Regions from separate parts of the Homo sapiens genome. Here region 1 is linked to region 2. Evidence: chromatin loops called from intact Hi-C (ENCODE). Cell type or tissue: Caco-2. All regions are shown on one strand. Each heading gives the region's core, and the rest is flanking DNA. Links, peaks and the distances in the headings are about the cores only. Region 1 overlaps SEMA5B (semaphorin 5B). Region 2 overlaps SEC22A (SEC22 homolog A, vesicle trafficking protein).

Evidence for each region. Hi-C counts contacts between places; a loop is a spot of excess contacts. Peaks named below come from ENCODE experiments on the same cell type or tissue, not always from the same donor. Only the 100,000 strongest peaks of a DNase experiment are listed, where the experiment ranks them.
Region 1: it touches region 2 in a loop (18-fold over the local background); 72 of 110 quality-filtered maps call a loop at or near these places.

Annotation. Positions count from the first base shown.
Region 1 is chr3:122,937,073-122,952,340 of GRCh38, reverse strand. SEMA5B (semaphorin 5B) reads left to right here. Exons shown (of 23, transcript NM_001031702.4): 3 at 3,632-3,835; 4 at 8,806-8,905; 5 at 12,871-12,916. Among named protein-coding and RNA genes, the nearest start is that of LINC02035, 58 kb to the right of the region's middle. In Caco-2, for the core only: CTCF peaks have their summits at 9,257 (motif pointing left) and 10,345; a DNase peak (open chromatin) is centred at 9,250.
Region 2 is chr3:123,250,326-123,265,593 of GRCh38, reverse strand. It overlaps SEC22A (SEC22 homolog A, vesicle trafficking protein), which reads right to left. Exons shown (of 7, transcript NM_012430.5): 6 at 6,005-6,070. Among named protein-coding and RNA genes, the nearest start is that of SEC22A, 56 kb to the right of the region's middle. In Caco-2, for the core only: a CTCF peak has its summit at 6,540; no DNase peak of the experiment used is centred there.

The DNA of each region.
Region 1 (15,268 bases), core at 4,881-12,880, 320 kb after region 2:
TTGAGGGGCCAGGGGTCAATGTCAGGAAAAGGGGTTGGTGGGCTCCAAGGATGGACAGCACGGCGAAACCCCATGCCACAGGACGGACCCAGGCTAGCACTGAGGATAAATTCCATGTGAGTGACGGTGTGAAAAATCATTCAAGGGAGTAGGTTTGGATCAAATCTCCCTCCCAGAGGGTCTCTGCTAAGAGGAATGGTTAGGCCCTTCTGGGGAGGAGCAAAGTATGAACGAGTTTGAGCCTGAGGATAAGGGGATCAAAAAGGTGCTGTGGGTCCTAATTCCCTGTGGGGTGCAGACCAGGGAGGGAGTGGGGGGAGAAGGGGTCAGTTGGGTGCTCTGGCTTCGTGCTGTTATTTCCTTGGAGGCTTGCAGCCATTCAGTGATGGGTATTATTCCATTTCACACACACGTGAAGAAACTTAGGCAGGAAAAAAGTAATCCTACTGTAATTTTCCAGACCTGGAGTAAGGTAGGGGCAGTAGGAAGGGAAGAGAGAGGAAGGGTTGGGGCAAAACTCTTAGAGCAGGAAGGAGCCCCAGCCCTCTAGTCCTCCAGCTTCTACCCTGGGAGCTGCTCATCAGAATCACCTGGGAATTCCATACCTGCCAGCCCAGGACTCTGCCCCCTCAGGGGGATGATTCTGATTCACCCCAGCTCCTGTCAGGGATCCCTAATCTAGTTCAACCTTTCATTTCATTGCTGAAGAAAATGACACCAAGGAGGTCACTCTGGGTTAGAGACCTTTGCGAGACGTAGGGTCAGCGGGGCTTGGTGACATGTTAGACAGACTAGCGAAGGAGAGAGGAGGTGGAAGGCGACAAGTTAGACAAATGTTAGGGCTTTTCCAGGAGTTTTAGTGAACCCAAACTAGTTGTTTAAAAGTTTCTTAAATCTTAAAACTTTATTGAGTAGCCAATATGTTTACCTGGTCACAAATGAAAATAATATAAAAAGGTATTTACTGAGAAGCCTTGATTCCCATTTTGCTACTTATAGATAACCTACAAAGATTAGTTTTGTTTTATTTTTCTAGTGTATATCAATGCTAATATAAGCAAATATAAATACATGTGTTCTTATTTTTACTGTCTTATTTTCACAAAAGTTACCATGCTAATAAGCTGTTCTGCATCTTGCTTTTTTCACTTTTTTGATACGGATATTTTTCCATATCAAAACCTACAGAAAGCCTGGGCAGCAGAACAAGACCCCTCCACTTACAACAGAGCATGCCCCTCTAGCCAGGCATGATGGTGCATGCCTGTGGTCCCAACCACTAGAGAGGCTGAGCTGGAAGGATCGCTTGAGTCCAGGAGGTCAAGACTGCAGTGAGCCATGATCGTGCCACTGCATTCCAACCTGGGAGACAGAGCAAGACCCTGTCTCTCTAAAAATAAAATAAAATAAATAGAGAAAATCTTCACACTTTTTAACAGCTGCATAATATTCCATTGTGAAGATACACCCTAGGTTATTTGGGCAATCTCCTGTTTCTGAATATTTGGTTGTTTTCTGCCTTTCTGTTCTTTCAAAGGATGGCACAATGAACAATCTCATTCGTAAGTCACTTTGCACATGTGCAGGTGCCTCTGTGGTCTGTTTTTGCCTCTCAACTATCTGTGAAGAGGCAGGTTTGATTTTTCAATTTACAATCTGTCACAGATGGATACTTACGTAAAATTCAATAAAAGTAAATTACTAGAGAAATGAATTGAAATAAAACATGCAACATACAAACCTGAATATTTTGTTATTAGATTCAATACACATAAAATTACTCTGTCAAATTATTGTAAAGATTTTTAAACACTGACTCTCAAATCTCTGCATTTCTGTGACTGTGGAGTTGTTCCAGTGTGTGAATTGACACTGGTTTGTGGAACACACTTCAAGGAGAAAGAGTGTAGACTCAAAGAATTAGGTTGCTAGGTCAACGGGTAAATACATGGGTGGTTTTGCCAGATATTGCCAGGATCACCCCACAGGGATTGTGCCATCTTGCACACCCCAACCCCTACAGTAGTATATGGTAGTGGCCCTCTCCCCACTGCTTCACCGGAAGACTGCAGCAAGTAACTTGGATTTTTGCTAAACCCATAGATGAGAAGTGGTATCTCAGTCTATGTTTTAACTTGTGTTGCTCTTGTTATGAGTGAGGATAAGTGTCATTCATATTTTAAGCCCTTGTTTGTATGTATATTCTTTGCCTATTTTTCTACTGGATTGTTAGTCTTTTCCTTCTTGATTCCTAGAAGTTCTATAATCACCCGATGAATTCATCTTGCTCACTGTCCAGAAAAGCCAATGTATTGAGAACAGCGGGTTTTTGCAATAGAGAAAGAACTTAATAGATGCAAAGCCAGCTAAGCAGAAGGACAGGAGTTTATCATTATTCAAAGCAGCCTCCCCCAAAATTTAAAGGATAATTTGGGGAGCAGTGGGGCTAGGGAGTGGAGAGTACTGATTGGTTAGGTCGTGGATGAAATCACAGGGAGTTGAAGCCTGTCTTCTTGTGCTGAGTTCAGTTCCTGGGTCGGGGGGCCACAAGGTCAGATGAACCAGTTTATCAGTCTGGGTGGCATCAGCAGATCCAACAGAATGCAGGGTCTGAAAAATACCTAGAACACCAATCTGAGGTTTTACAATAATGTTATCTATAGGAGCAATTAGGAATCTTGTGACATCTGGCTGAATGACTCCTGAGCCATACTGTCTTATAATGTGGCTAATTTGTTAGTATTATAAAGGAGATCTGATCTCCAAGCAAGGAGGTGGTTTGCTTTGGGAAGGGGCTGTAATCTTCTCTGCTTCAAAGTTAAACTGTAAACTAAATTCCTTCCACAGTTAGCTTGGCCTAGGCCTAGGAATGAGCAAGGGCAACTTGCAGGCTGGAAGCAAGATGGAGTCTGTTAGGTCAGATTTCCTGCACTGTCATACTTTTTGCAAAGGCAGTTTCAGTTCTTTATATATTAGGAATATTAGTCTCTTGTCTGTGATATGAATTGCAAATATTTTTTCTAGTTTGTCATTTTCCTTATGATTTTGATTGATGTTGTTTTTGGGGAGAGGAGGGGGAAGTGCAGGTGTTTGTTTTTTAATGTAGTCAAATTTATCTATCTTTTCTTTGATGGCTTCTGGATTTTGAGCCATGGTTTCCCATGCCAAGATATAAAGGATCCTGCCTGAATTTTCTTCTAGTATTTTTATGATTGTTATCCTTAACATTGAAATCTTTTGTCTATTTGAATTTTTTCCTAGTATATAAAGTATGAGTTATGGATCCAGATTTATCATTTTACAAATAGCTACCCATGGCCTCAGCTCCATTTATTAAAATCCCTAAGATACTACCTTTATCATTAAAACTAATTTTAAACCATTTGGGATCATAAATAGAAAAGGCACTATAATTTGTCAGTTTTGTACAGAATGCTATTACAAGGGAAATTAGCTTTCAGGGAGTGATCTATATCTTCGCATTTACTAGAGCAGAGCAAACTCTGAGTAACATAAATACAATAGAAATTTATTTTTCAAATCCTGTGGGGGCACTGTAACCACAAGGAAATTGAGGGAAGTGGGCCCAGTTGGAGGGAGCGCTTGGTGAGACTGAGTGTTTACGTTGCAGGTCTTCTCCCCTGTCTGCCTCCCGGAGCTAGGACTGCAGAGGGGCCTATCATGGTGCTTGCAGGCCCCCTGGCTGTCTCGCTGTTGCTGCCCAGCCTCACACTGCTGGTGTCCCACCTCTCCAGCTCCCAGGATGTCTCCAGTGAGCCCAGCAGTGAGCAGCAGCTGTGCGCCCTTAGCAAGCACCCCACCGTGGCCTTTGAAGGTAAGAGTTGCTTCCTACTTGGCCCTGTCTTGCAATGGCCGTGTCCTGAAGGACTTAGGTCAGACCTTGGCAGGATGTTTCTGGCTGTTGGATGTCCTTGGGATGTTCATTAACTGCTGGGTCCCGTCCCGGGGTCCTGAGACTCTTCCTCTGGTGCTGGATGTTTTAAGAAGGATGGGCAGCAATGGGCTGGAGGGGTCTAATTTTTGTCTCTCCGTAATTTATTCAGGCCCTTCATGCATGCCAACCTGGGGTAAGGGGAGTCTTTTGCTAGAAAAGGAAGTTGTGGATGCCCTGGCTGGGGGTGGCCAGGGGTCTCAGCATGACTCATGCATTAGGAGGTGCCTGGAGATCTCTGGAAAGCTTCCTTCTGCTCTAAGGGGCTGCAGGGATCCCTCTCTTTAGGGTCTTGGGAAACCCCGGTGCAAGGGCCCTGGTGACTCATAACTCCTTCTATTTGTCAAGGGAGGGTATGAGAAAGTCCTATGAAAGTGTTTCCCAAACTGGGATCTGTAAATCACTGGACATATTCCAAGGGGTCTGTAAATTCTTGATAAGAGTTTCTAAAATTAGTATATACATTCTAATACTTGCTAAAAAAAAACAAAACAAAACACAAATACCAGACATTCTCTCACGATCTGTTACACAGTTTGGGGGGGGTCATGGTTGTGTTACAGTCACATTAGTACTTCTTGAACCACCACCTACTTGGCAGCTCACACTGGGATCTGCAGATGTAGTCTCAGGGGTTCCTAGGTTCTTAAGTTTGAGGGACACTGGCAGGTTTCCTCCTCATAGTAACCCTGTTGGGGAGGCAGTGCCAGGAGATCGTCACTGCCTTTTACAGATGGGAAGGCCTAGGCATGGTGGGCCAGAGAGGCTTGTCAGAGCCAGTCCTCAGTTCTGGGCTCCTGATTCCACGTGCAGTGCTCTGTCCACTGCCCACTGCAGAGCGATCCGTTGCTCTATGCTCTGGTGGCCCATACAGGAGGACATGCGGAGCCCCATCCTGCAGGAGTGGGTGGGGTAAGATGGAACCCAGCTGGAAAAATCAACCAATGAGGCCTAGGATTTGAGAGGTGGGAGAGGCAGTATGAATGAGAGTCTGGGGGTGTTGTGGAAGGGTGGGATTCCCAGCTGTGGGTTGGCTCCTCTCAGGGAGGAAGGTTTCCAGCTGTCTTCTCGGCGCTGTCTTGTTTGAGCTGGGATCCAAGGCTTTGAAGGCTTAAGTGGATTAAAGTAAATTAACAATGTCCTAAGCCTGCAAAACTCGTGCACACCCTCAGACTTCTGATGGCTCCTGGAGTGCTGGTGGCTGTCACTGAAGAGGACAGAGGGGGACAGAAGGAGTGGATTCTTAGGGCTAGCCTCCTCACACTGGGGCCTCTGTGGCAGCTCCTAATGAAACATTTCCTCCCAGGGGCTTTGTTGGGGGCAATATTGGCTTGGCTGAGTCTGGGGGCAGGGACATGGAAGGAGAGCTGGGGAATCCCTGTCTCCCGACCAATCAGGTCTCCATCTGTGCAAATTGGGTTGGGGGAGGAAGTCAGAGAGGTGGGAGATGTCTTCTGTGTGTGCCTGGGTTCCTTGAGACCATTTTTGACCCTCAGGTATGCATTGAATGAATCTGACTTCTCGCCCCATCCTCCTACAGAATGAAGGAATGCCCCTCTCCCCTTCCCCATTCTGACAGCTTTGAGTTTTCCTATCCGTTTGCTGAATTTTTATTGGGCCCTGCTTTGTGCCAGGCACAGAAGGGGATGCTGTGGGGCCTCAGAGGTGAACAAGAGTTTCCTCTGCGTACCTAATGATCTCGTATTGTTGGTTAAAAGTCACTGCCTTTGGTCCCTCAGCCCAGCTGGTACTGGTTCTGGTCCTGGACCAGGACTGGTTCTCTTGTGTTCCCACATCCCTTAGCACAGCTGAGCACACAGTAGGGACTCAATTCATGCTGGGCAAAGGACTGTGCTCTGGGGATGCTGTGTTCAGGAGAAGTTGCCCTAATCAAGGACAGCACCAACCCCAGCCTCCAAGCCCCCTAGGATGTTACACTTCCTTTCTGACCAATCTGTAGGCTGCCAGCCTTGTAACTGTGAGTTTCCCTCTCCCCTGACACCTGACTGAGCTGTGAATAACCCCTAAATACCCTAGAGGAGCTGCCAGTCACAGAATCTGACTGCTGTTTTTCTGTTTTGTAAGGCTAAATTTTCCCCTGTGGGTTTCTCTTAAGGGGGGCCAAGCTGTGTTTCTCTTCAGCCTGCATATTCTCTCATTTGCCAGTGTTACCTTTCCAGGCAGCAGGAGAAGCCAGCCTGGACTTAACAAATGACGGTGGTTAATCCACAAGGTGGGTAATTGAATTGACTATAATTAAAATCACAGGCGTGTCATGGAGAATGTCTTTTTCTCTTAAAGTCACCGTCCAAAGCCTTTGCCGCACACAGAGCTCGGAACGTGCTTGGTGTTTTAAAGACAGCCTTCCCTCTGGTCCCCTTGGCCTGTTTAATACGAGCAGGCTGGTTCCCTTCCCAAGGCCCCCCTAGGATCCCCGTGCTATGCCCGGCTCCTTCTCTCCCCACTTCCCCCATCCCCCTTGCCCATGTGGGTGAGGGCTACTGGGAGAGGGACGGAAACTGGAAGAGGCCACCACCCTCCATGCCCCCACCCCCACCTCCCCATTTTTATCCCATCTTGTACCCTGTTTCCTCTTCTTTTCCCCTCCTCCCCAAGAAAGGGCCTAAGTGAAGACTGAGCTGGGAAGTCCCCAGATGGAGTATCTACTGCAGACCCGTCATGCCACCTCCTCCCTCATTTAGCTGCCTACATCTGGAATGCCCTTGTTGAAAGGGAAGGAGGAAATTAAGGTGCTTGCTGCTGTTAGGGAGCACCCAGTCTCATAGGGACAGGGAAGACCCTGCCCTACACACACAGAAAATATTTGACCACATTCAGAGTGGTCAAATACACCATAACATACAATGTGAATGGAATGGAAAAATAGAGAGAATGTGGAGCAAAATAAGATCAGGGTGGAGAGGTTGTAATCCAGGAACGCTTCCTGGAGGAGGAGGATCCTTGGTTTCATTTCTAAGGTAATGTAATATTTATCCAGGATTTCTGAGAGGTCAGCTAAAAACCTAACCCACCAGACTCCAGATCCACTTCTTATCCTATATTGCCCAAAAGCCATCGTGACTACATGACAATTCTTGCCAACCTATAGTCACCAACCTATAATCACCTGCTGGGGGCAAAGGCAGGCCCAAGGGGTTTGCTTCATTTTGCTGCAGAATTTCTTTCTTCTTCTTTTTTTAATCATGCCTATCACAGTTTTCTGAAAAACATCCAACTCACAAAACCTCCAGTTCTCCAGGGAGCGATTAAATGTTTGCCTGTCGTGCAGAAATGAAGGGCTGCTTTTACTCTGTAGTGGAGGGATAATGAGCAATGATTTATTTCCTTTGGATTACACACACACAGACTCTCTCTCTCTCTCTGCCTCTCTCTCTATCTCTCTCTCTCTCCTGGCCCTTCTGTGAGTCAGTTGCTAAGGCACTGTGGGGAGAAAGCACAGTGCCTCCCATTACCCTGAATCTTTACCAACAGCGGCATGAAAGTTCCTCTGCTCCATGGCTCTCTCCTTACTGCTGCCAATTCCCACCCATCCATGGGTCATGCATAGGCTGAGGGAGAGCTATCAGGAGGCTGTGAATCAAGAAGGGAGAAGTGTGTCTCCAGCAGGAGGGAAACCGGGCGAGTCAGCTGGCACTTTCTAAGCAGGCCCTCCCAGACCACTCCCCATCCGCCCAGAGGCCGTGAGGTCTCCTCTCTGCCCACCCAGTCCCTTTGAAAGGCCTTGATTGGGAACAACCTTCCTTGGAGGCAGGGTGGACACTGACCGCCCAATCTCTGCACCTCCCACCTCTGCAGAATCTTGTCTGAAAATCCAATTCCCCTCATACAAGAAGGAATTGAGGATTATTCATATATTCGTTCAAACACTGCTAGGTGCTGGACTGAGCCTGGAGATCTAGGAAGCAAAGTCTTTCTTGGCCCCCAGGGCAAACTACCAGGCTAGACACACAGTGTGGCAGTAAAGTAGAAGACTATGGGAGCCCTTTAGCCTGGCTTGAAGCAGTCAGAGAAGGCTTCTTGGAGGAGGTAGGGATGGGGGTGAACAGGAATTGTTCCATCAAGGGAGAACAGAAGCACAAAGGTTTGCAGGCTCTTGTGGGATGGATTTGGGGAAGTGTGAAGTGTTTTAGTGTGGCTGGGGTGGAGAGTTTAGGGAATGTAAAAGGTGAAGCATCATTCTTTCAGGGGATCAGTAAATAATCACTGTGCCAGGCACTGGACTTGGGAGGACAGTGGACCAGAACCCAAGGGCCTTCGCAGGAGTTGGACTTTTCCTGGGGGTAGTTGGGAGCTATGGATGGGTTCTGGGCTGGAGAGTGACATGACCACATTTGCATTTGAGAACAAGCGTTCAGGTTGCTTTGTGGGAAAAGGACTCGAGGGGCAGGCCTGGAAGCCAGGCTGGTTAGGAGGCTGTTGGCACTGCTCCAGACAAGAGCTGGTGGTGGCTTGGATGTAGGTGGGATACAGTGGGAAAAAAGTGGATGGATTTCAGAGGCAGTGTAGAGGTAGAACAGGCAGGATTTACCAGTGTGTACTTATGTGGCTAGTGAAGGTCTGGGGGAAGTCAAGGGCGAGTATAAGTATCCCTTCATGCCTCTGTGGGGAGGGTAGTGCCCTCCTCTGAGCTAAGGAGTGTGGCAGAAGAATGACTACAACACCCACTCCCAAGTCCCTAGGGGCACACAGAGGTGGGCAGGTGGCACCAGGTCTCCCGGGTGCCACCGCCCCACTTCCCCCTGACTTTCACCCTTCTGTTCTGTGGTCTGCTGCGATGCAGCTGGGAGCCTCTGGCCCAACAGTAACCACAGGGTTGCCTCTCCCTCCACCAGACCTGCAGCCGTGGGTCTCTAACTTCACCTACCCTGGAGCCCGGGATTTCTCCCAGCTGGCTTTGGACCCCTCCGGGAACCAGCTCATCGTGGGAGCCAGGTAACAAGGGGCAGAAGGGTCGGGGTGGGAAGTGCAGGGGCTTGGAGCTGGGTAGAGGGAATATTATTCAGGATGAACTCACCTGGGCAGCCCCGCGTGCTGGGCCCCATCCTCTCTGCTGGGCCCTCTCCTTGTGGATGTCTGTCCCCCCACAGGAGGAAGCGTGTTTCGGCTGGGTGGGGGTGGGGGTGACTCTTGACCTCGCAATCTCAGCCAGCTGCAGGCCCCTGTGGTTGGCAGTTAGTGAGAGCAGGGACGCCTGCTGGCCACCTCCTGCCCGGTCCCTGCCTGGTCCCTGCCCGGCTGTCAGAATGGTTTTCTGGGCCAATTCCCCGGGAGTTCCATGCAGAGAAGGTGCCCAGGGGCCCCCTGCCGGCCAGCCGGCGGCCTGCACCTGGGACGGCTGGGTAGGGGTAGAACCTTTCCCGAAGGACCTCACCTACCTTTGGCCTGACCTCTTAGTCCACTGTTCAGATCCAATATCAACAGACAGTACTCTCTGGGGGAACCTGTGGAGACTTTCTGGGTGGACTAGGAGGAGCTCATTCCTCATGAAACCACAGAACATTGGCTCTGGTAGGGAGGGGGCTTAGAGAGGGCCGACCCCAGTAGCTCTCATGGTGCAGTCTCTGGCCCAGCAGCACCCGAGAATGTGTTGGAAATGCAGATTCTTGGGTCCTTCTCAGACCTCTTGAGTCAGAAACTCTGGGAAGAGGCAACCTGTGTTTTAGCAACCCTTCCAGGTGGCCTGACCACACTCAAGTTTGAGAATCTCTGGTGTCATCCAACCGTCCTTATTTTAAACAGGCGGTAGCAGAGGCACTGAGAGGGGAAGGTGACCTTCCCAGCATCACATAGCATGATGACAACAGGGTGTGGGGACTACAGCCAGGTCTCCTTAACCCAGGCCTAGAGTTTCTCTGCAGGTCTGTCTGTGTTATCGCCTGGGACTGCACTACTTTTCAGCTCTGCAGCCCAGAGGTTCTGACTCAGTGGGTGTGGGGTTGGGGAGAGGATGGCCACTGGGTTGGGCACTTCCGGGCCATGCTGTAGCTGACCATCCTTGCCCTGGAGCTTTCTTTAGTGTCTCCACCCCTTCATTTGCTGTATGAAAATGAGGCAAGTCAAGAACACAGCTCTGGATTAGGTGTGGATGAGCTGGGTTCCTGTCCTGGGGGATCTTGACCTTGGAGCCTCAGTTTCCTCATCTGTAAAGTCTGGGTTACAGTCTCTGTGCCACCAGTCTCACAGGGCTGCTGTGAAGCTGGGCCTGAAAGCATTTTTCTTTTAATTTTTTAATTTTTAAATTAACTATTTTGTCTTATGGTAGGACATTCAAAAGGTACAAAGGAGTATATGGTGAAAAGCAGGGCCACCCCCTCAAACAAGCAGGACCCCTGACTGAAGGTTCACCTAGTGGTGAGGTTCCTGACTGTGCCCCCAGAGGGAGTCTGTCCATATGCAACTATACAGGAGGATGGACTTTATTTTCCCAGCAAAGAGAGTAATTGTTTTACTCTCTATTTTGAGATGACTGTCGATTTACACACAGTTGTAAGAAATAATAGAGATCCCATATACCCTTCACCCAGTTTCCCCCAAGGCTAACATCTTGCATAACTGTAGGACAACATTAAAATCAGGAAACTGGCCTTGATGTGATCCTTCAACCTAATTCTGATTTCACTAGTTTTACATGTGTACTTCAACAAACCCAAATGGTAGCATCCGAAGACTCTACTCTGAACCTTGTGAAAGCATTTCAAAAGCTGCCATTTATTCCGCACCGGCCATGTGCCAGGCACTATTTTATATGTCATATATGTAGTAAGTCAGTTACTGCATGTAGTAAAGGTAGTAAATCACACATGTATTTAATCTAATACATGTAGTAAATCATGCCTGCAGTAAATCATTGAATCTTCACAAGTGGGTGAACCCAGGAAGTGGGTTCTATGTACCCCCATTTTATGGACCAGGAAACTGAAGCTCAGAGAGGTTATGTTACCCTGTGACTGTGGTCACACTGTTCTTCCTCATCCGCTCTGCGGCTTCCCCAGAAGGTGGTTATGTTTTCTGTCTGGAGGCTTCCCACACAAAGATGGAGGGACACTTTTTCCTGCATCCTTGAGCCTGGCTATGCCCTCAGATGGACAGGGAAACTCAATTCTAGACCTGGTCCCTTAGGCTTCTTAGAGCCAATGTAGTGGGTCTTTGGCCACTTTCTTTTCCTGTCTCCAGCTCATTTTCCTTCCTCCTTTTCTTCTGCCTGACATTGTCTTCCCTTCTTCTTGACCCCTGGATCTCTGGAATTCAGGCTAGGGAAATTTTTTATTCATTTATAACCCTCCCTTGTTCCGAAAGGGATTTAGGGTGGGTCAGGCTACAGAGATTTCTCTCTGTTCTCATATTCCAGCTCCCAGGAGAGTTGACTGCGATGTTGTGATGAATGATTTTTGATGGGATAAAAATGAATAAAGTGATGCAATGTTTCCCCTAATTTGTTAAAGCTGTGAGCAGATGCCTGTGTTACCTAAGCAGGCAGCTGGGGCACAGCCATAAGCTGGAGCTTATCTGTTCCCAGGCCAGGAGGGTGGGATAGGGAGAGCTCTGCTAAGGACTTGGGGAGGGGGTTGGAGAAGGACAGCAGAGGCCTGGAGCCAAGGTCACCTGGGAGGCCCGCCCAGCCCCAGGACAGCAAAGAAGATGAGTGGGGCCTGGGCCTGGAGCCAGAGCTGGGAAGAGAAGCCTCCTGGCCTGCGGCATCTCCTTCCGGCTCTGGATTCCTTCAGCAGGGGCCCTCTTTCTCTTCCGGTCCCACTCCACAGCCTTTCCCCTCATTTCCCTCCTCAGCTGAGGTAGGCCAGAACTTTCTAAAATCTTTGTTCCTAAAAAGTTTAGGAACCAAAATAGGAATAGCCCAAAGAAGACAGAAGAACCAAAGAAAGAAAATTGGTGGGGGAAATCAAGACTTTGCATCTGTTCAGCATGAACAGAGCCTTTAAATGTGCATCACACCATTCCTCTGTCTCCACAGTCCTGTGAAATAAGAAAGATAGCCATTCACTTCCCCATTGTACAGATGCAGGCACTGAGACTCTCAGAAGGTGGCAGGTGGCTGAGCTGGAATTCTCCCTGTCTGTGCATGGTGGCCTTCTGACTCCAGCATCCATGCAAACAAATTTCAGCAGCAGCTGACACTTATGATACTCAATAAGTGTCTGATATCATTATTACTACTAGTAGTATCCTCTTTGTTACTGAAGGTGAAAACTGTTTGAGGTTGATAAGTCTGGAAGCCCTGTGCAGGCTGGACTGTGGGGAGAGGGATGGTGAGGTGGTGGATGGGGTCGTTTGGGTTAGAGGAGAGAGGGTGGTCCAGAAAGGTGGCCACAGAAAGGTCAGACCTGGAGTCACTGACTGCTGGAGAGACTGCAGGAGATGAACAAACAAATCGGACTCAGGACCCCGGGATGTGGAGCCAGGAGAGATGGCTGGCCTGTGTGAGAAGGGGTGAGTCAGGGTGGAGGGCCAGAGTAGGAGGAAGCTGGCTGTCTGCATCTCTGTAAGAGTGCTGTGAGGCTTTACATTTAACAGCCTCCATGGTTGGAAAAGGTGGGGTCAAGGGGTTCCTCCCAGGGCTAGCTGAGTTGGCTGGGAGCAGAGACAGCATGGAACTTGGAGGAAAGTCTGGGTTTCAATCCTAACTCCTTCACTTACTATCTTGGTGACTTGGGCCATTTACCCACCTTGCTTCTTCATCTGTAACTTGGAGCTTCCTGGATTTCCTCCCAGGGTTGTGTGAAGATTAAGTGAGCAAATGGAGGTAAAGCTCTCCTTAGGGGTTGACCCTAGGCAATCAGCACCCAGTCCTGGCGTCCCAGGAGGCCCAAGCCAGGAGGCTGCTCCCTGGGTCCTGCCTGCAGAACCAGCGTCACTTAGGATGTCTGTTTCCATTTTCACAGGAACTACCTCTTCAGACTCAGCCTTGCCAATGTCTCTCTTCTTCAGGTACGATTGCTTTCTTCCCTTCCCTTCCTATAATTTCCCCTATTCCAGAGCCCAAGGCAGGGCAACGCAAGTGGCGCCATTCAGAATTCAGCCCCTAAAGTTGAAAACAGGAGCCACTTGTTCTTTTCACTGGCCATGGACTCAGACCCCAGCTATCAGAGTCACTGCCCGCAATGTACGTGGAGGGAGGGTGTGGCTCACATATACGCAGAGGCACACAAGGCTCTTGCATCATGCAGCGAGGCTGCTAATGAGGAAGGGAGAAAAAGAATGCCAGGCTGGGGTGACCAACTGTCCCTGTTTGGGACTGAGAATGCAGAACTTCCAGTGCAAAAACTGGGACAATACTGGGCAAACTGGGTTGGTTGGTTATTGTAAGTCCCCAGACCTGGCTCCACAGGAGGGTCTCTGAGTTCAGGCCTCCACGGAAAGGGTGTTCCTAGTTCCTTTCCTAGCCCAGTCTGAATGATCCCATTCTAACTCAGCATTTTCTTTGAGCTGTGATTGATTTATTATCTGCTGCCAAGAAGGACTTCCCAAGCATAATTCCCTAAGTGCTCTGAGAGGCGTTTTAATGGGACTCCTTGGTCCAGAACATTTATCCCAGATTGAGAAACAGATGTCAAACCATCTTTGCAGAGGCTGAATATTGTAGAGAAAGGAAGGCCATCTCTTCTTCAATGAGGGGAGAGCCTCAATTCTCATGTCTAGGAGACATGTTCTAGTCTCCCAATGATTAAGCATTCATTGAGCACTTACTGTGTACCAGAACTCATGGCTAGGGGGCCACGAGACTATAAGAAATGCAGAGTCTCTGGCCTTCAGGAAAACATGATGAGTGACTAACCTAATCAGAAGTTAGAACTTAATCATTTGCTGGGCTGTTTGGTATAGAGTTTCACTGCCACAAGGGAGACCTTCTTGGGGAGCTGGTATGACATTCTGGCCACACCTGGGTCCACACACCCAGGGACATTGCAGTTCTTGGCTGGTTGCTAGAGGGGAGGTATAAGGAAGCAGAAAATCTGTGCCCATTGGAAGGGAAGGGTTGGGAGGAACTAGGGCAAGTTGAAAGAAAATGCCATTCATCCATTTGTCTGTCCATCTGTCCTTCTATCCATACCTTTACTAGCCAGCCTGCCCATCCATCCATCCATCCATCCATCCACCCATCCAATAAACATTTGTTGAATAACCACTAAAGGCCAGGTCTCATCCTAGGCATGGTACAAGGCATTTGAGTTCTAAAGTGAATCAGGCCCAGTACCTTGCCGCAAGGAATATGCACATAAGGGATCACATACGATTCCCTTGAGGGGCTGTGCAGCATATTCCTGGGATCTGGGCTGGAGCAAGGCAGGGGAAGTTCCCCAGAAGCAGCATCTTGTGGCCTGTGAGCTCAGTCACAGGCAGCCAGTCCAGAGCCTAGTTTCCATTGGCCGGAAAGTAAGCCAAGTTGCCAAACCCAGCAGGTCAGGGCCTGGGGGAAGCCAGTGCAGAGGAGGTTCAAAGTGGGCGGGAGGAAGTGGACCCAGGGGTCCCACCCTGAGCTCCAGGCAGCTGGGTTTTTATTTGGTTCCTGTGGTGTGCAGATGAAGGCCTTCTAGGAGTGTAATGTGGCTGAAGGGAGGAAGAGAAATAGATACACAGAAATAAAAGCAATGCTGTTAAGACTGCGCTTGATGACTGAGTTCTGGGGTTTGGTTCATCCAGGTCAGTGTTGACCTGGTGTCAGCCTGGGGCAGGTAGCTTATGGCAGCCCATAGCTCAGGCTTGGAGCAGGGTCTCAGCTCCAACGGCATTCCCTGAAGGGCCCTACAGACAAGCCCCCAAAGCACCAGGAACTGGTTGACCACCTTTCCCAGCATGTCTCTTAGGGGCCTGACCTCAGGATTTCAGACTGGATTCACTGTGACAGAACTAAGGGAATAAATACATTTTATGTCCACGTTCCCACTCTGGTGTGTACCATCTGTCCACAGAGGGGAGAGAACAAGCAAGAGGTTGGGGTGTGCCATCCAGTGTCCCCTGGAGCAGACCTTGGCCTCTGGTCTTCAGTGCCCGGTCCTCCTGTCTGTTGTCTGGCCTGGTGAGGAAGCCCTGACTTGTAACTCTCAAAGCCTAACTTCAGGGGTTGCCCTGCCAGTGCCCTCTCCGGGAGCTTTGGGTCCCTGGTTATAAGCTTTCAGTTCTCAGTGTCTGCTGTCACCAGTAACCAAGTGCTGAAAATGATCTGTACCACTTTGCTGACAAGGGCGGCTGGGCCAGGGTGCCCCCGCCCAGCTTCCTCTACTCTCCCTGTGGCCTGGGGCTACACTTGGGTTAAAACTCCCCATTATGGAGCCAACTGAT
Region 2 (15,268 bases), core at 2,424-10,423:
ACCCATAAAAGGAAAAATTGATAAACTGAACTTTATCAAAATTAAAAACTTTTGTTCTGTGAAGAACCCTGTTAAGAGGATGAAAAGATAAGATACAGACTGATCTGAAACCATTAAAAAAAAAAACTGACTGGGAAAAAACCTGTTAAGAGGATGAAAAGACAAGATACAGACTGATCTGAAACCATTTTTTTTTAAAAAAAAACATAGACTGGGAAAGGATACCTGCACACTTCCTTTCTGACAAAGGATTAGTATCTAGAATATACAGTTGTCCCTCAGGATCCATAGGGGATTGGTTTCAGGACCTCCCTCAGATATCAAAATTTGTGGATGTTCAAGTCTCTGATATAAAATGGCACAATATTTGCATTTAACTTATGCACATCCTCTTGTATACTTTAATCTCTAGATTACTTATAATACCTAACACAATGTTAATGCTGTTATACTATATTCTTTACGGAATGAAAAGAAATAAAAGTCTGTACATGTTCAGTATGGATGCAATATGTTTCCAAATATTTTCAATCCATGGTTGGTTTAATCCATGGATGCAGAACCCACAAATATAAAGGGTCAATTGTATAAAAAACTCTTTAAGAAAAACAGTGAAAAAACAAAGAATCCAATTAGAAAATAAGCAAGGCCGGGCTCGGTGGCTCACGCTTATAATCCCAGAGCTTTGGGAGGCTGAGGTGGGTGGATCACCTGAGATCAGGAGTTCATGACCAGCCTGGTCAACATGGTGAAACCCCATCTCTACAAAAAAATACAAAAACAAACAAACAAACAAAATTAGCTAGGCATGATGGTGGGTACCTGTAATCCTAGCTACTCGGGTGGCTAAGGCGGAAGAATCACTTAAACCCGGGAGGTGGAGGTTGCAGTGAGCCGAGATCATGACACTGCACTTCAGCCTGGGTGACAGAGCAAGACTCGTCACAAATTAAAAAAAAAAAAAAAAATCAAAAGATGTAGACATTTCACTGAATATACACATGACAAATACATGAAACAATGTTTAGCATCATTAGCTAATGATGTTAAACAACGCAAGTTAAAACCACAATGAGCTATCACCACACACTTAAAAGAGTGGCTAAAATAAAAAATAGTGACAATATCAAATGCTGGTGAGGATGCAGAGAAACTAGATCATTCACACATTGCTGGAGGGAATGTAAAATGGTACAGCTACTCTGGAAAAGTTTTTCAGTTTCTTAATAAAACTACCACATGATCTGGCAATTGTACTCCTAGGCATTTATCCCAAAGAACTGAAGACTTATGTCTGCACAAAAACCTGCACATAATTGTTTATAGCAGCTTTATAACAGCCAACATTTTAAAACAACTCATATATCCTTCAATAAGTAAATGAAGCTGGATGTTGTGGCTCACACCTGTAACCCTAGAGCTTTGTGGGGGCTGAGGTGGGAGGATTGCTTAAGGCCAGGAGTCCAAGACCAGCCTGGGCAACAAACATAGCAAGACCCCGTCTCTACAAAAATAAATCAGAAAATTAGCTGGGTGTGGCAGCACACATCTATAGTCCTAGCTACTCAGGAGGTTTGAGCCCAGTTCAAAGCTGCGGTGAGGCTGTGATGGCATCACTGCACTCCAGCCTGGGTGACAGAGCAATACCTTGTCTTTAAAAAAAAAAAAGGAACAAATCATTTAATAGTACATTGAATACATATCATAGAATACTACTCAGCAATAAAAAGCAACAAATAATTGATTATGCAACAACTTGGCTGAATCTCCAGAGAATTATGCTGACTAAAAAAATGCCTATCTGGCTTATGCCTGTAATCCCAGCACTTTGGGAGGCTGAGGTGGGCGGATCACGAGGTCAGAAGTTGCCTGACCAACATGGTGAAACCCCATCTCTACTAAAAATACAAAAATTAGCCAGGCATGGTGGCGCACCTGTAATCCCAGCTACTCAGGAGGCTGAGGCAGGAGAATTGCTTGAACTGGGAAGTGGAGATTGCAGTGAGCCAAGATCGCGCCACTGCACTCCAGCCTGGGTGACAGAGCAAGACTCCGTCCCAAAAAAACAACAAAAAAATGCCTATCACAAAAGATTACTTCAAATGTTGAAGCCCTTAATCCCTAATGTGATGGTATTAGGAGCTGGGGCCTTTGGGAGGTAATTAGGTTTAGATAAAGTCATGAGGGCGGAGCCCCCATAATGGAATCAATGACTATGTAGGAGGAGGAAGAGATCTCAGCACTTTCTCTGTGTGAGGATATACTGAGAAGGCAGCCTTCTGCAAGCCAGGAAAAGGGCCCTCAGCAAGAACATGATGTGCCAGCATCTGGACTTCCAGATTCCAGAACTGTGAGAAAGAAATGTCTGTTGTTTAAGCCACCCAATCTATGGTATTTTCTTATAGCATTCTGAACTATGCCAGTTATATACTATATAATTCCATTTACATAATGTCCTTAAAATGAGAAAATTATAGAAATGGAGAATGCGTTAGTAATTGCCAGAGATTAAGGAGCGGTTAGATTAAGGAAGTGGATATGGCTATAAAAAGGCAACATGAGGGATCCCTGTGGTGACAGGAATGTTCTGTATCTTGACTGTATCAGTATCAATACTCTGGTTGTGATACCGTTTTATATAGTTTTGCAAGATGGTAACATTGGGGGAAACCAGTAAAGGGTACGTAAGATCTCTCTTGCAACTCCACGTAAATCTACAATTATCCCAAAATAAAAAGTTTAATTAGAAAAACTTTACCCATACACATATGTCTAAAACTTACTTTAAAAACAACTACAGAAGCTCCTTGGCTTACGATAGGGTCACATCCTGATATACTCATTATAAGTTGAAAATATCCTAAGTTAAAAATGTATTTAATACAATTAACTTACCAAACATCATAGCTTAGCCTAGCCTACCTTAAACATGCTCAGAACTTTGGCCTACAGCTGGGCAAAATCATCTAATACAAAGCCTATTTTATTCAAATATATTCATTATCTCATGTAATTTATTGAATAGTGTGCTGAAAACCAGAATGGTCATGTGAGTACCTGAAACATAGTTTCTACTGAGTGCATATCACTTTTGCATCATTAGAAAGTAAAAAAAGTTCCAAGTCGGGGATGGTGTGTTTATACACGCTATATGCACATACATAGAGAGTGAGATAAAGAAGGTGTTGCAAGATGTTAACAATTGATGACTCTAAGTATACTGGTTTTTCAACTTTTCTGTAAGTTTCAAGTTTTCAAAGTAAAACATTGAGGGAACAGGAAGTCTCTAGTTTCTTCACTGATCCTTTGCTTTCCTATTTGAAATGTTCCATATCAAGATTAATCCTATCAGGCTGAGCTCTGGGCTTCCATAAGCACCTGCATCCTGAAGAAAAAGATGACAAACCATGTGGTAATGGCTTTTCAGATCTGATCTAAAGAGGATTTAAAAATATCCTGACAACTGGAGACAGAGCATGTTATATGGTAAAACATAATTACTTAAGTTTTACTGTGGGGGAAAAAAACAGCATTATTATCACCCTGCTCATCATATTTAGAAAGCAGGCAGTTTCATGCCTTTCAATATGAAGGAAATTAGTTTTCTGCTTTTCTTTTTTAAAGCATGAATTTGTTTACTTCTCTCAAGTAAAAGAACACCTGAGTGACACCACTCTACCACGAAGCAACTCTCAGAACTACTCGAGGCTGTTCTGGGAAGTGTAACAGAGGTATGCCTATCTATAGCCTGGTAGTCACCTGCTCTGAAGTCACAAAGATCTGGGTTTAAGTCACTAACAAGCTATAAGAACTGTCTATACCTCAGTGAGGACGATATAATGGTATATCCTCCTTTTTGTGAGGATTTAATGGTACAATGACTATAAAAGGCTTAACACAAAATAAGAGCTCAATACATTCTGCCATTATTACTAAGCATTTACAATTACTTAAGACAAAGCAACCAAAACTTGTATTTTATAAGAATGATTATTCATAAAATTATATTAAATACCTCACAGTTTTAGATAAAAATCAAATGAGATCATGTGTATAGTTATAAAATTATAACTTTATTACATTATAAAAATTACACAAATTAGGAATTTTGCCTACAGACAGCATGATATAGTAGACAGAACACAATACTGAAAATCAGACACCCAGAGTTAAGTACTGACTCTACCACTTTCTGATTATGTGATCTCAGGACAGTACTGAAACTGTCTCCGTTTTCTCACTTTAAAAAATGAGATATTATCCCTTTTGTGACAGGATAGAAATTAAAATAGAAAATATATACAAGAATATTTCATAAAATTAAAGCACTATGTGACATTAACAAATATGTTTTCACATTTCCTGCATGAAGTGTCACTCATCACCATTAAATCTGTCAGATTTGACAGAAAATTTCTGAAGATAATATAAATGGTTAAGAAAATCAAGCAATTTTTTTGGTCAGGCGCGGTGGCTCACGCCTGTAATCCCAGCACTTTGGGAGGCCGAGGTGGGCGGATCACAAGGTCAGGAGATCAAGACCATCCTGGCTAACATGGTGAAACGTCATCTCTACTAAAAATACAAAAAATTAGCTAGGCATGGTGGCAGGAGCCTGTATTCCCAGCTACTCGGGAGGCTGAGGCAGGAGAATGCCGTGAACCTGGGAGGCGGAGCTTGCAGTGAGCCGAGATCGCACAACTGCACTCCAGCCTGGGCGACAGAGCGAGACTCCGTCAAAAAAAAAAAAAAAAGAAAAAGAAAATCAAGTGATTTTAAAAAATGAGGCCACTGGAACTAAAATGTCTAATGTCTTTACATAAAAGTCAAATACATATATTCAAAATACGTCCCTAAAGACGTCCACTGAACTTTAGGTAGTCTTATATTTGCAGTTCTGACTCTTAACATTTTTTCTAATTCAAGCTAGAAAAATGTGTCACTTACAAAAAAGTTAGGTCAAAAAGCCTTGCTTGCTGTAACACGTTTTAACAAAGACATTCTTGCATTTGGGTAACTGGTAACTTCCTTTCCTACAAATGTGTGCCTCCTCTGGCCTTGGAAATGTGACTATCAGTCTCCATGTCACCAAGGTGCAAAATCTCTTCCCTCCTTAAGTTTCACAGTCTTCAAGTCCCAGTGAGTCTTCCTTCTCAATGTCTATTTTTTTCTATCCTCACTGCCATTACCATATGTTGGCTTTCATTACCTTCTACCTGTAGTAATAATTCCAAACCAATTTCCTTGCTTCCAGTCTCTCTGCTCTTACAGTCCATTCTATTCATTACTGCTAAATTGAATCCTAAAATCCTGTTTTTACTGTGCTGTTCTCTATTCAAAAACTTCCCTCCAATACAAAATCCTCAGCCTAGAGTATAAGTAGAACCTGGAAGCTGAATAATCAACCACCAGAAAATCTAGTAGTTTTTTTTTTTTTTTTTTTTTTTTTTTTTTTTTTTTTTGAGATGTAGTCTCGCTCTGTTGCCCAGGCCGGAGTGCAGTGGCGCGATCTTGGCTCACTGCAACCTCTGCCTCCTGGGTTCAAGCAATTCTCCTGTCTCAGCCTCCCAAGTAGCTGGGACTACAGGCACACATCACCATGCCCGGCTAATTTTTGTATTTTTAGTACAGACAAGGTTTCACCGTGTTGGCCAGCTGGCCTTGAACTCCTGACCTCAAGTGATCTGCCCACCTCGGCCTCCTAAAGTGCTGGGATTACAGGCATGAGCCACCACACCCAGCCTAGAAGTAGTCTTTACTACCATAGGCAGATGACATACCACCACTGAAGCCTCAGCACAGGAAGAAGGTTAACATCAGGTTCACTGGGATGTATGTCTACTCAAAATGGAGACATAGGTCACAAAGTTAAAAGAGGCTCAAATTAAAAGAGAAGCAAAGAACTCAGAGTTTTAATAATTTATTTAAAATGCACAATTGTTAGAACTGATACCCGAAGTAAACAATAATGGTAAGTGTTTCTTTAAAATGGAAGAAAACCTACCTGGTAAAGGCAGGCTGCTGTTCCAAGGAAAAATGCAATGATGTAATTAAAATCATCACCATCACTCTGCAAAAGCAAAATAAAAGATTATTTTTGTTTCCGGTGGGAGCCCATTTCCAGAAACAATCCATCAAGATAGGATGTAACAATATTTACAAACAGTCAAAATTGTCACACACTGGTATATAGAAATTCTCAAGAGTCCTAAAATGAAAACATAAAGCACATTCTAAGACCTAAAGAGTGTGAGGTAGAGGTACAAGTGTTCCTCTTCATTTTGGCCACCCCCATCAATTTCATTCCACTCAAAAGAGGAAAACCACTGGGGAAAAGTTCTGACATAACGATAAAAGCCTCTCCTCCTACTGCTAAAAAAATCATGTAAAAATGTACAACACCCCAGTGGCTGACAAAGTTACTCCAGCTCACTAGGGTCATTACTTGATTCAAATACTGACAAACTTTACTGCTAGTAAGTATATCACTGAATTGTCCAATAAAGTAATTTGATATGATTTTTTTAAAAACTGTGAAAACTGAAAAGCTACTGTCCACTAGAGTGTGCTAAATCCCAACGTGAAAAATTAAGACTAATCAGTCTTGCATGCTATGCTAGAAAAACAGCCACCCAGAGGAAAAACAGAGATACCTCATGCATAGAATGTCTCTGAAAAGAAAACTAATGGAGACATGTAACAACCCATGCTTTCCTATGCCTTTTTGGTTCTTCTTAAATATCTACATTATCGACTTCTTTCAATGTTTTTATACAGTAAAAGATAAAGTTCGGGCAGGAGCATTACATTTTTTTTTCTTCCAGGCAGGAACATTAATTTGGCCCTTTTCTTATATTAGAGAGAAAAAAAAAACCTCTTTATACAATGATAATTTCCACAAGACACAGAAGAGTATCTCATTATCATTTCTTCATAAAATAGTATAAAGGAAAAATTCCTTTTGCACTGGTTATTGGGCAACTGATTGTAAGGCAGAGGAAAGCTGGCTTATCCTAGTGAGAAGATCTTAAAATAGGAACCACTCATCTGCCTGGGATGCTCAGGCCAGTTGCACCCCAGAGGCAAGGAAGGCCAACACCAAACCTTTCCAGTTTAATAATTCTAAAACCTTAAATAAGTTCTGCTTGATTATTTTTTCTTTAGTCCTTTACTTTTTAAATGACCTTTTTTTTTCTGATTATAAAAGTTCATGTTCATTGTAGAGAATCTGGAAAATACAGATTATACAAAGAAGAAATTAATATAACCTATAAATGCCACAACTCTGGGAAAATTACTGCCAACCCTTTCATGTATTTCCTTCCAGTCTTTTCTGTATATGTAGACACATTTTAAAAAATAGATTGATACTTTTATATACTACTTTTTAGTACTTCACAGTACTACACAAACACTTTCCCAAGACAGTAAATATTCCTCAACCACACGATTTGTAATGATTATATAACCTTTAATTGTGGGGATATACCATAATTTATTGTCCTACAATTGGATACTATAGTTTTCTCTAAATTTAGACTAACTCTCTTAATCACTCCTTCTTTTCTCTCTTTTCCTTCCTTCCTTTTTTTTTTTTTCAATGAGATGGAGTCTTGCTCTGTCACCCAGGCTGGAGTGCAGTGGCACAATCTTGGCTCACTGCAACCTCCACCTCCCAGGTTCAAGCGATTCTCCTGCCTCAGCCTTCAGAATAGTTGGGACTACAGGTGCGTGCCACCATGCCTGGCTACTTTTTTCTGTATTTTTAGTAGAGATGGGGTTTCACTGCGTTAGCCAGGATGGTCTCGATCTCCTGACCTTGTGATCTGCCCGCCTCGGCCTCCCAAAGTGCTGGGATTACAGGCGTGAGCCACTGCACCCGGCCTCTTTCTTTCGAGATTGAGTCTCGTTCTATCACCCAGCCTGGAATGCAGTGGCGCGATCTCGGCTCACTGCAACCTCTGCTTCCCAGGTTCAAGCGATTCTCCTGCCTCAGCCTCCCAAGTAGCTGGGATTACAGGCACCCATCACCATGCCTGGCCAATTTTTGTACTTTTTAGTAGAGAGTGGAGTTTCACCAGGTTGGCCAGGCTGATTTTGAACTCCTGACTTCAAGTGATCTGCCTGCCTCAGCCTCCGAAAGTGCTGGGATTACAGGCGTGAGCCACCGTGCCTGGCCTTAAATGCCTTTAAAACACTTAGGAGCATATTTCTAGAGTCAGTCAGACTTGGGTTCAAATATTTACTTATAATCTGGGACACTTATTTAATTTCCTCTTTTGAAAAATAAAAGTTGTAGAGATTAAGTGAAATAACATTTGCAAATACAAAGAAAAGTAACTGGTACATAGTAAGTACTCAGAAACATTCACTAACTCCTGTCTCCCTGGGGTTACTGTCTGTGTCACTTAAAAAATCTTTAATTGATACAGAGAAGACTGTCTACTAGCATATTATTCCATTTAATAAATATTTATCAAGCATTTACAAACCAGGTACTTTGTTACTATCCCTAGTACAGAAAAGAGTTAAGTCCAGCCAGGGCGGTGGCTCATGCCTGTAATCCCAGCACTTTGGGAGGCCGAGGTGGGCAGATCACGAGGTCAGGATATCGAGACCATCCTGGCTAACACAGTGAAACCATGTCTCTACTAAAAATACAAAAAATTAGCCGGGCGTGGTGGCGGGCACCTGTAGTCCCAGATACTCGGGAGGCTGAGGCAGGAGAATGGTGTGAACCTGGGAGGTGGAGCTTGCAGTGAGCCGAGACTGCGCCACTGCACTCCAGCCTGGGTGACAGAGCGAGAATCCACCTCAAAAAAAAAAAAAAAAAAAGGAAAGAAAAAGAAGAGTTAAGTCCACACCAACTTAAGGAGGTCACTCTAATTAAGGCAGATACGTAAGTCAATAATTACCACCCAAAGTGATAACTGATGGCACAGGTGTGTGTAGAGGATACTAAGGGAGCCCAATGGAGACACATCTAATTCTGCATAGAGAAAAAAGAAAGGCCAGGGAAGACTTCCTAGATGGAGTAAAGCTTAAACTGGGTCTTAAAGGCTGAACCAGGTAGGCAAGGTAGGAAGAGAATCAAAGGCAAAGGAAGTAGTGCGTACAGTGTCAAAGAGGGAGGAGATTAAGATTGACTCAGAGGCTTCTTGTTTAGGCAACGTTTGAATGACACCATGCACTAAGTTGGGCATATGGAAGAAAAGTAATTCAAGAGCAGAAAATACTGAGCTCACTGTGGGACATGCTATTCTAGAGCTGCTAGTGGGACATCCAAATAATTATACTTAGCAGATATTTCAGTCTGCTTCAGGAAAGAGTTTGATCCAGAGATCTAACTTGGCAGTCTTCTATTTTAATAGTAGTTAAATGAAAGGCCTATGACAACCAAGTAAAAATCTCAATTCTTGATTAGCTCCTAGATTAGAGAGAGGAACAAAACACTATATAGAACATTCTGGGGGCAACTATGGAAATTTGAATACAGATTTTCTATTAGGTAATACTATACTAATGTTAAATTCTTTGGTGTGATTAAGGTATTATGATTACGTAAAAGAATATCTTAGCTCTTAAGACATACATATTGAATTCAATTTTGGAATAAACTGAGATGATACCTACAGTATTAACTTTGAAATGACTCAGTAAAAAAAAAAAAAGAAAGAAGAAAGTAAAATGGTAGGTAGGTATATGGGGTGGATGTTAATTCTGCTGTTCTTTAAACTTTTCTATAAGTTTGAATTCTTTCAAAATAAGATGTTATGTGGTGCAGCAAAAGGAAAACGCAAATATTTAATAAAAAGTCATGCGGCCACTAAAAAGAATAGATCTCCGTGTACTGATGTGAAATAAACTCCTACATATTTTTAGACTTAAAAAGATGCAAATTAGTATTGAGTATGCTATCATTTTCATAAAAATTTTAAAAGAATAATTGCATAAGTAAATATATAAATACCTATATACTAGCATAGGCACATAATCTCCCTAGAAGGATGACTCTGAGGAAGAAAGTTGGGAGGCAATTACTTTTCTGTGAAAATATCAACTCTTATAGGCTTTGAAATTTTTATGTGCATATTTTACTGTGTGTGTGTGTATGTGTGTGTGTATGTATAAATGTATGTGTATTTTTTCAAAAAGGCCATTATGAAAGTAACCAAGAAGAGGGCATGGAGTTGGAAGAATATAAAGCCAAGGACAGAATACTGGAGAATGCCACTATGTAAAGGACAGGTGGAGGAAGAAAGTGTATCAAATAAACTGAGGAATAGGAAGAGAAAGAGAGAAACAAAACAAAACAAAACAAAACGGGAGAAAACAGTTTCATAAAAATGAACGGATGAGAGATTTGTCATGAAGAAAAATGTAAATACATTAAACTATTAACAGTGACTTGTGTCTATGTTTCCTGAAATAAAATTCATTTTTTGAAATTAAACAAGGAAATGTTTAAAAGGAAGAACATAATGACAGATGAGGCAGAGAGGGTACATAAGATAAGACTCTAAAGAGTTTCTGCTGTATTTGGCAATTGAAAGGATACTGGTGAGCTTAATGGTGGATATCTGAGAGAATTACAGGAGCAGAAAAGAGATCATAGTAGACTAAGACTCATAGGTGGGAACTGAACAATGAGAACACTTGGACACAGGAAGGGGAATATCATACACTGGGGTCTGTTGTGGGGTGGGGTGAGGGGGGAGGGATAGCATTAGGAGATATACCTAATGTAAATGACGAGTTAATGGGTGCAGCACACCAACATGGCACATGTATACATATGTAACAAACCTGCACGTTGTGCACATGTACCCTAGAACTTGAAGTATAATAAAAAAAAAGAAAAGAAAAGAAATAGAGGGTAAAGGAGCAAGACAACAAATGTAGTCTACTCTCTCAAAAAATTAGAAGAGAGCATACGTAAAGAGGCTTTTTTGGTTTTGTTATTGTTTGTTTTTTAAAGAACAGCAGGGCTGAGGGAAACGAGCCAGTAGGGAACCAGCAGATGAAATGTAGGTGAAGGAATAGCCAGAGGTTGGAAGGTGGGCAGAGGTTAGGAACAAGGACAAAAGTGGGAGTGGACAGAGGTGGGGAAACAGAGACAGGAAGGAAGGCAGAGGAGAGGAAGAAGAGGGCAGAGGTAAGGAGTTCCAATACACATTTTTATGAATGTCACTATTCACCTTTAGGGGATACTAGAGTACCAATGTATTGCTCTGAAAACAAATAAAGGACATTTTCTTTTAAAGATGAGGATGGGTCAGGGGCAGTGGCTCATGCTATGATCTTAGCACTTTGGGAGGCCAAGGTGGGAGAATTACTTGAGGCCAGGAGTTTAAGACCAACCTGGCCAACACAGCGAGACCCTGTCTCTTTAAGAAAAAAAAAGATGAGGATGAAGGTAAACAAAAGCCTCATATAATAGCCACACAATGTATTAGGAGGATACTATTAAAATGTTTATAATAATTAGGGAATATTTACTTTTTAATATTAAGTGAAAAAAGGACATAATGGATACATGTACATGTATGAAAATTTGGTGATAATTTTTATTTTATTCTTTATACATTTCCCCCAACTCTTTTTTGTTATTTTTATTTTATTTATTTATAACTTTTTTATTTTCTTTCTCCACTTTTTAATGTTATTTAATCTTTATTATCTTCTATTTTATGGCACTGTCTTGTAGGATCTCCTAATTCTTTAACAATGAATTAGCATATAATCAGAAAAAATGCTTTTATTTCTTTTGAAAGAAAGTAAGCACCACACCTTAGCATAGATATGTCACTAAATAAATGAAAAAGTTCTGTTAAGTATTAGCAGGGACATAATTTCTTTCTTTCTTTTTTTTTTTTTTTTTGAGATGGAGTCTTGCTCTGTCGCCCAGGCTAGAGTGCAATGGCACAATCTTCGGCTCACTACAACCTCCGCCTCCCAGGTTCAAGCAATTCTCCTGCCTCAGCCTGCGGAGTAACTGGGATTATAGGCACCTGCCACCGCGCTCAGTTAATTTTTGTATTTTTAGTAGAGATGGGGTTTCACCACATTGGCCAGGCTGGTCTTGAACTCCTGACCTCGTGATCCACCTGCCTTGGCCTCCCAAAGTGCTGGGATTACAAGCGTGAGCCACCGTGCCTGGCCAGCAGGGACATAATTTCTTTAAAAGGCATCAACAAGTCTATGGGAAAGAAGATAAGAAATAAAAGCAAGTTGATGACTTCTGCTTTGTAGAAGCTTTTACAAACAATTTTAGAATCCGAGAAATCTTAGATTGTCTGTCCTAAGACCTAAGAAATGGCCCCTGGGCTTATGTAGTCTAAAATCTTCATCTTGCAGAATTGCAAGATGAGATACAAGAAGGTAAAATAACCCATGCAGGGTCACAAAGTTACTGGCAGATGGGACCCAGGTATCTTAACTTCCAGGTCAGCATTTCTACTGAGATATCAAAAGATTCCATTTTTTTTCTAATGTGCCATATGCAAATTACTTCCAGGTTGGTATTAGCCTAATTAATGTAATTGTTTCAAGGTTGAGCCTTAAAGAAATACATGTAATATAAGCCAATGTGAAAAAAGCTTATGCCTTCATAAGGTATCAATTCACAAAAAACTTATTACCATCTCTAAACTCAGAGCAAAGTTAAGAAGTGAAAATAATCTAATTTATATATTACTGTGGACTCCAAAATAAACTTATGAACTTAAAAAAACTATACCCATCCTAAGCCTCCCCAGTTTAAACTTAGATACCAAGAAAAACTTCAGTGCTACGTATTTGAATAAATCCCTTGCTATCACCCTGTGAGGCAGTTAATAATCTGGAAGAAACAAACTTGTGCTGAATCTTCAAACACCATTAATAACATGCAAGAATGTTGATTCATGTGGGTCCTCAAATTTAAATGAGCCTCAAGATACTAGAGATAAATGTAGCAGTCATTTTCAGCATTCAGAAAGAGTGTTTAGAATTCATGGCTTTAAAAAAGTAAGCTTTAATGTCTATATATTACTCAAACTCAGGAAATACACTACATATTTTCAGTCAGATCTAAAATTATAATTCCCAAATAAGTCCTTTGCTCTTAAATCAAGTATCAGAGAAGCAGTAAGCCCACTCAATCTGGGGTACTGCCCTTCCCCCTCCTCTAACATTGTGATATGAATAACACCACTGTAGGTAACTTCAAAATAGATAAAACTTTAAGTCCTGTGTCCTGGGATTTGCACTCAAGTCTTCAGAGCAGACTACCTCAGAAAGTTCTACCTTTACTAACCAAAAATTATCCAGAGTGACGTTTGAGATTATTCCTAATGTAAAATGTAATGATCAACCAGAAAGAGGGCTAAGAGTATGTCTTAAGACTAATGGCTTTAGTGAAAATAAAAAGGATATTTTATCCAATACAAGTTGTGAACAATGATAAAACTTCAATAAGGGAAAATTAAAAGTAAGAGACCTCAGGTTCCCAATTTTGTATGTATTTTCTTTCAGGTTAAGTCGGGCTAAGGATGTACTCGGAAAATCACTCTAGTTTGCACTCTTGAACCTATCTGGTTTAAACCTCTAAAGTTTATCATTGTGTCCATTTACATTCTGACACTTCATTTTCTCCTTTTGTTCACTTATCATCCATTCCATCTTTTAGGACACAGAATCTTTACAAAGCAGAGAATTCTAACACTATATAGTGCTCCTTCATTTATCTTCACAGTGGGAAAAGGAAAGGAAAAATATTCCCAAGCACTAGTCACTTACCAGAACATTGTTGTACTCAATGCAGATATAAAGTCCTCGATAACTGGAACAATGGGAGTTTCTACTTTTGGTCAAGTGGATTTGCAAAGGTACTGATTTTCATTTAGGTGAGAGGATCAGAATTTGCTGGAAAATCTTTTAAAATTACCTATGAATGACAAACTACTTGTGGACTACATTATCCCCAACTTTGCATTCTGTTGTTTCCTTGCTCCTCTTAGAATCACTCTCTCAGGAACCTCAACTACTAAATGAGTGTATGTGGAATACTTCAGGTGGGTTATGGCAGAACAAAGACTTTAAGTGCTAAGGGAACACAGAGGCAGGTACCAATGCCCTCATTTTCCAGATAGCTAAGAATCCCCATATGAACCAATTTACAGTTCCCTGGATCAGGTAAGTAAGAAATGTTAGAGTAATTTAGTCTAAGACAAAAGAAAGGATTCTGTATCAACCATCAGAAACATACAAGCCTACACACAGAGTTCCCAAATTATAAATGACCTACTAATAAAAAAGACCACTCTAACCTTTTCCCCATTCATAATTTATACCCCATGCTTCTTTCACACTCCACCACCATAGTTGTGACGAACTGTTTTAAATAAACAAAAAAACAAAAAAATCTCTTTAAGTTTCTAGGGAAACTGAAATCTAACATGGGGCAGGAAGAAGTTGCAATGCCCTGCAAAATATTCAGGCTCCCCGACAAAAATATTTACCTTTACTTTCTTGAAATGTTTGTTGCTTAAAATCTACTAATTAAGTTAACAAAAGTTGTCTTTCTTTCTGCTTACATAACAGGTGCTAATAAATATTTAAAATGAGTCAAATATTCATGATTCAAAAATTAAAAATAACATATAAAAAGATACACATAAATATATACCAGGAAAAGTCTCATTCCCACTCAATTTTCCATCTGTCCAGTTCCTAACATGTTCATTAGTCTCTTATCTTTCCAGTTTCTTTATGCAAATTAAAATACATTGTTATTCCATCAAGCTATCCTAGGTGAGGAGACTTGGGCTGAGCTGGCAGGCACTGGTGGGTGCTAGGCCAGAGGACCTGGTCTGGCTGTCTCTCACTGGCTTTCTCAAAATGGCCATTGTTCTGAGAGGGCATACATTTGTACATGTAACCTTGAAACATGAATTCCTGATTTCAGGCTCCATTATGGCTGGGGATCTACTATCCTCACCTGGCCTGTGTGTAGAGGAAGACTCGTCCCTCCATAGGAAGAGAAGGCCCAATCCACTGCTTCCTAAGAGTGGGCTGGGCACAACAGGTTCTACTGTAACTGCCAAATGGAGCAACACCTAACTAAAGAATATCAAAGCCCAGAGTGAGAACATTCCTCCCTTTCCAGTTTTCCTCCAACTTCTTATTTTTTTATTTTTTTTTTGAGACGGAGTCTCACTTTGTCGCCAGGCTGAGAGTGCAGTGGCACGATCTTGGCTCACTGCAACCTCCACCTTCCAGGTTCAAG